Regions from separate parts of the Mus musculus genome. Here region 1 is linked to region 2. A link is a loop called in an ENCODE intact Hi-C map of the cell type or tissue named here. Cell type or tissue: left cerebral cortex. All regions are shown on one strand. Links, peaks and the distances in the headings refer to the core of each region. The heading gives the core; the rest is flanking DNA.

Region 1 (2,906 bases), core at 100-2,599, 170 kb before region 2:
CTATAAACCGAACATACAGGAGACTAATTATTAATTTGAGGCCAGCCTGGGCTAAATGACTGCACTAGTTTGGATTGCATAATAAGCCCTGATTTCTATAAAAGCAAACCCCACCATCAATCAAGTAAGCAAACAAATAAAAACAAAATACACAAAAATTTCCAATGCTTCCTCTAGAAGGGGGTGTCAACCGGCTTGCTTCCCCTTCTCCAGCCAGCTGGTGTGGCCCATGGCAATGACTTTATTTTAGGGAGGGGTGGTTTGGTTGGGTATCAGACTGGCTCCCTGGTTGCTAAGAAAATGGTTGCCTTGGTTTTCAGACTGAAGGGCCCCAGTGAGAGCCACGTGGGAGTCTGCGTGGGAAAAGAAGTCTGTGAAGAGAATTTGCCTCAGCCTCCTTCCCGCAGAACTCCCCCCTTTCCCAAGGTAAATTTAGTTTTCATCCCTGAAAAAGAAAAACGAAAAGGTTCTCTGATTTCCATAAATTCTTACAGTGCATATTTGGAAATTCGGTTCCGTTCCTTTTTTATCTCCTCCCTTCTCGCAATGTCTGCAGCTTAGTGGTTCTGCTGGGGAAGGTGAAGCCCTGACTGTTCACATCTGAGAGATGACATGACTGCCGCACCTTACGTACGCTGCACTTGTCTCCATGTCTTAGCAGACAGTAAAGGGGTTCTCTACCTTTGGGCCACCTAGAGGATCCCTACAGGCTGTTTCCGGTCCCTAGCTACATCGGTGAGCTGAGGAAAGCCCCAGTGGGTCAGTGCCATAGAGAGCACAGTGAGGGTGGGAGGTGAAGGTCCTTGTCTCAGTGGGTCCTTGTCTCAGTGGATACTTGGTTTCATGGATCCTTGGCTCAATGAAGGCTTGTTAGTTTCTTTGTATCAGTTTTTTTGGAGATGGGGATCTCATTATGTTATCTCATGGGTACATTGGATCTTCCCGCCTCAGATTCCCTAGTGACAGGAACAGCAGATATACATTGTATCTGATGTTTTTACGGGTTCTCTGCTGTTACCGGCCAGCCCCACAGGCCTCCGTGGCAAAGTGTTCCAGGAATGAGCTGAGATAAGGGGGTGAGTGTCTGGAGTTTGTGGTCTTTCTCCTGCCTTTCTTCTGGGCATTTTTGAAGGGTTGCCCTATGAGTCAGTCCCAGGAATACTGGAGACTGTTTCCAACGTGCACCCTCAGTCCACCACGACAGTGACTTTGAGGGACCAAAAGGTTTATGGCAAGAGTTTTCCTCAACTCAAAAACTTCCAGCAGTTTTTGGCTGCGCAGGAAAGAGTGCCCACTGCCTGGGCAGTTTTCAGCAGCAGGGACTAGATGGCTGCTCGAGGGGCAGCAATGGCCATGACCATTCCTCCCCAGGGAATCAGAACTGTCACACTGCAGCACTAAAAGCACTGCCTCCTCCAAGCTCTCTTCCTCAGTGTTCTTCACTGCTCTGAGGAACAGTGAGGCTGCACTCGCAGGCCTACATCCGACCCAGTGCTGACACATCCCAGAGCTCATGGCTCTGCTAGCTGGGGATTTGTCAGTTTACAGGACACTGCTGAGTGAGTTTTATACAGGATCAGGTAGGGAGGGGCAGAGAGGCTTTTCTTCTTAAGAACCAATTCTAGAATTCTCCACTACGGTACCTAAACCTTTAGGTAGGCAAGAGCCTGTTTCTTGGCTTCAAAAGCAATTATTTAAATCTTTGGATTAAAATGACATCAGACCTTTCCAATTGCAAGTCTTGGAAGCAGGATAATTATTCATTTAATGCTCTTAATGTAGCAAGCAGTAACTAGAGCCAGGGGCTGTGGTTAAAACCAGTGGCTCTTTGTTAATGTCTTTAATCTGCTCACATTACTCAGTTGCAGCCATTCACTGCTCTTTGCTTATAGCAGTCCCAGCTCCTCAGCTTCAATTAAAGGAGACAAGACAAAGTACAGGACTGGAGGGTGTGGTGATAGGACAGGCACAGGCTATGGGAACAGTCGAACCTACCAACAGAGAAGTGCTGGAATAGCTTTCTTCCTTAGGAAACATAATTACAGCTACAGCCATCTCCATCCCCTGAGTGATGCTTCTGTCCTGTGTGAATGTGTGTGTGTGTGTGTGTGCATGCGTGTGCAAGCATGTGTGTGCATGCGTGTGCAAGCATGTGCATGCATGCACACACATATATGGGTACATATATATGTGTGAGTGTATGAGTATATGTGTATGTGTGTATGCATATGTGTGGTATGTATGAGTGTGTATGTGTGTGAGTGTATGTGAATATGTGGGTGTGTGAGAGTGTGTGTGTAGAGTGTGTATGTATGTAAGTGTGTATGTGTGTGAATGTGTGTGAGTGAGTATGTGTATGTGTGTGTGAGTGTGTATATGTGAGTGTGTGTGAGAGTGTGTGTGTCTAGTGGAAAGAAGAGAATGTGTAGAGCAGAGGGAGGAAGACAAAGTCAGCTTTCAAAGTACAAGTGCCCCATGCTCACATTCAAAAAAAGTCTCCGGAAGTGATACCACACCAATATTCCACTGCCCCAGGCACAGCTAAGCCAGTTTAACGGTGTTGCTTGAGTCTCCACATTGGCCAGACCCTGTGCCAGACCACTGCAATGAGCAATCAGTCTAATCACTGTGCTGAACAGATCATTCTGTTGTGACGGTGTCCCTGCCAATAATGAATGTATCTGAGGGAGCGTGACTTTCTACCTCAATTGCCACACACACTTGGGAAAAGTCTGTCTTGGGCTCTAAGTGCATAAATAAAATTAGCCAAAATCCTCAAGCTAGTGTTCCTCAGCTTGTAGTTCTTACAGTCTGCAGCAGTTTGCCTGAAACACACACACAACACACATGCCACAAAGTTTGAAGACGCTCTATCAAATGCTGACCTCAACAGGACTGAAAACCCA
Region 2 (2,906 bases), core at 214-2,713:
GTGAGGGAAAATGGCTCCTTTTGTAGAGAGGAACTGGCTTGGAAAGTTCCTGAGGAATACTGGCTTTTATCTAACTGACAATCATTTTCCTCTAGTCCAGGACCACCTTTTGGAATTTGTGGAACTGTAGTTTCCTGTGGCACTAACAGTCAGATTATACAGTACTAGGATTCAACCCAGGGCTCCGTATAAGCCAGGCTCTACCAACTGAACTACATTCACCGCCTCTCTCTTCTTGAAAGGTCTCACTCTGTATCTTAGGTTAGCCTGAAGTCATGTAGCCCAGGTTAGCCTCAGACTTATAATCCTCCTTTATGAATTGCCAAGCCCACTGTGTATCTTTAAGCTAAAATAGCCACTAGTAGATCGGGCCTCAAAGTCGGGCGGGTTAAATGTCTGTGTTCTGAGAACTGGAAAGCCTGTCAAGAAGCCTCAAGGGACAGGAGGAACAACACTGAGTAGCCCACTGGCCCTGAGTGCTCTCATCTTTAAGAAGGAAACAGAACTCTCCATTTCAAGGGTCTTCTGCATGAAGGAGAGCTCTGACAAGGGAGCCGGGCCCATGGCTGCCCTCCAGAATAGGCCAAATGGGATGCTGTCTTTCCAGAATGAACTTCTCTCTGGGGACCGCGGATGCTCTCTAACGCAGAGAGCCGGCAAGGCAGGGAAGCCACAGGGCCTGTGTCCCCTCCTGGGGCTGAGCAGGTTCTGATTGTGACAGAGGCTCCTGTGCTTCCTACCCTGAGGCGCTGAAGCAGCTCCCGCCCTCTGGAGCTGAGCTGCCTGCCGAGGAGGTGGTGAGAAACAATTCTGGGAATGCCTGGCAGACTCCTTGGCAGGGGCAGGGAGGGAGCAGGAGGCAGAGTGAGGGAAAGCATATTTAATACTATGAAATAATTGTATATTTGGATAATGAAAAAATAGTTGTTTTCCTGGTATTGCAGGAATTAAAGCAAGAAGAAACCCTGTGAGTGGGGAGACAGGGTTAGAAACAAGGAAAGCTCCTCTGGAGGCTCTGAGAGGTCAGAGGAGCTTCATAAACGGTTTTATTTTATGCTATGTGTCTGTGCACTGTATGTATGCCGGATCCCCTGGAACTGGACTTACAGTTACGAGCCATATGGGTGCTAGGAACCCCACCCCAGGTCCTCTGCAAGAGCAGCCAGTGCTCCTAACTGTTGAACCGCTTCTCTGGTTCAGGGTGGCAGGGCCTTGAAGACAGATCAGCCCACTCCGTAGATGTGCGATTTCAGGGAAATTACTCGGCATCTGGACCCTCAGTGCTTTCATCCATAAAATAGGAATAATTATGCCTCCTACACAGAGCTCCACAAATGGTTTTATTTGAAACCACATCTAGCCAAAAGCATTCCCGTGCCTTGTCAGTCCTGGGAGGAGTACGGGGAGGAGGTGGAGCTGGGGGTCCTGCAAGCAGGGACTAGAGATTCAGCCTGGGCAGCAGCCAGGGGAGACCAGGAGCTGGGGTTGAAGAGCATGAGGCCACACTTTTCCCTACATATGACGCAGCTGGTGCATTTGGCCTGCGCAAGGGGAGATGTGGGTGACGGGCTGGGAGTTGAGCTGTAGAAAGGAGAGTGGCTGCCTTACAGGGACAGCTAAAGAGTATGCAGGACTGTAGGCAGGTAGGTGCCACCTTCCCTTTCTCAGAGAGCAGCTGCTGAGTCAGGCATGGTGCACACAGTGGGTCAGGAGTCAGGGCGGCTGCTGAGATGGGCACAGTGCACACAGTGGGTCAGGAGTCAGGGTGGCTGCTGAGATGGGCACAGTGCACACAGTGGGTCAGGAGTCAGGGTGGCTGCTGAGATGGGCACAGTGCACACAGTGGGTCAGGAGTCAGGGTGGCTGCTGAGACAGCCACAGTGTGCACAGCGGGCCAGGAGTCAGGGAGGCCAATTTCTAGTTCTTTTATGGTGTTCATTCTCACCCTTCTTGGTCAGGGCTTTGCTAGTGGGATAGACTCTGATTCTAGGGATGCGTTTCACCTGCAGGGTCGGTGTAATGACTGTGGGTTGGGTCTCTTTCCACGGTGCCATAATACAGGTTTCCTCTGGTCAGAGGTTTCTACTATCTCTTTAAAGCCTGAGTCTATTGTCCTGTGATAATAGGAAGCTGTATTCTCCAGACAAGAGGTTGAAGGTCACACACCCTTTATTTTGTTATCAACACCAATATGTCAGTGCTAGGAGACACACAGGCACTAAATGGCCTCTTTTAGAGGTTCTGAGGGCCTCAGGACCGAAAGAAAGTCTCCCTACACACACACACACACACACACACACACACACACACACACACACACCTGATAGCATTATTGCAGGCTCTCAGCTGCTGGATTCCCAGACTCCAGTCTTCCCAGACCCTTCTGGTTGTTTCTCTGGTCCTCTAACCCAACTCCTTGGTCCCATGTCTAACTTTTATGGCTTCTGGCCCCCAGAATTGAGCCTGCAGAAGGATGTCTTCCCTCTGTCTAGATTCAAGAAATGTTGGCTGTGAGAGAGCTTAGAAGCCATGTACCCACAACTCCTCCATTCTACTGAACAGAGAACTAGATCCCTGGGAAGGAAATGAAGGCTTCTAACGGGCATCGTCAGGACCGGGGCCATTGAATCTACTGACTTCCCCTTGGCCAAGAGCATAGGACAAACATGATCCAGGGACCCCTATGGAAGGTTTACTCAGCTGGCCCCCACCAGTCATCAGCCTCCTGGGGCCAGAGAGATGGCTCAGAAGTCAAAAGCACTGGCTGTTCTTCTTGAAGATGGTGTTTGATCCCAAGCACCCAAGATTTCGCATTAATCACGTGAAACTCCAGTTCCAGGGGATCTGATGCCCTCTCCTGGCCTTCTCCAGTACTACAAGTGGTGCAGAAAAAAACACCCACATGC

The links. Hi-C counts contacts between places; a loop is a spot of excess contacts. Peaks named below come from ENCODE experiments on the same cell type or tissue, not always from the same donor. Only the 100,000 strongest peaks of a DNase experiment are listed, where the experiment ranks them.
Region 1: a loop joins it to region 2, with 4 times the contacts of the local background. A loop is called at or near these places in 7 of 42 quality-filtered maps.

What each region holds. Positions count from the first base shown.
Region 1 is chr15:101,003,370-101,006,275 of GRCm38, reverse strand. The region is part of intron 12 of Scn8a (sodium channel, voltage-gated, type VIII, alpha); the gene reads right to left. Among named protein-coding and RNA genes, the nearest start is that of Fignl2, 50 kb to the left of the region's middle. In left cerebral cortex, for the core only: no CTCF peak of the experiment used is centred there; DNase peaks (open chromatin) are centred at 379, 952 and 1,580; H3K27ac peaks cover 1,570 bases.
Region 2 is chr15:100,830,841-100,833,746 of GRCm38, reverse strand. It overlaps Gm35569 (a long non-coding RNA gene), which reads left to right. Exons shown (of 2, transcript XR_384456.4): 1 at 1-2,906. Among named protein-coding and RNA genes, the nearest start is that of Gm35569, 1.7 kb to the left of the region's middle. In left cerebral cortex, for the core only: no CTCF peak of the experiment used is centred there; DNase peaks (open chromatin) are centred at 782 and 1,387; H3K27ac peaks cover 2,257 bases.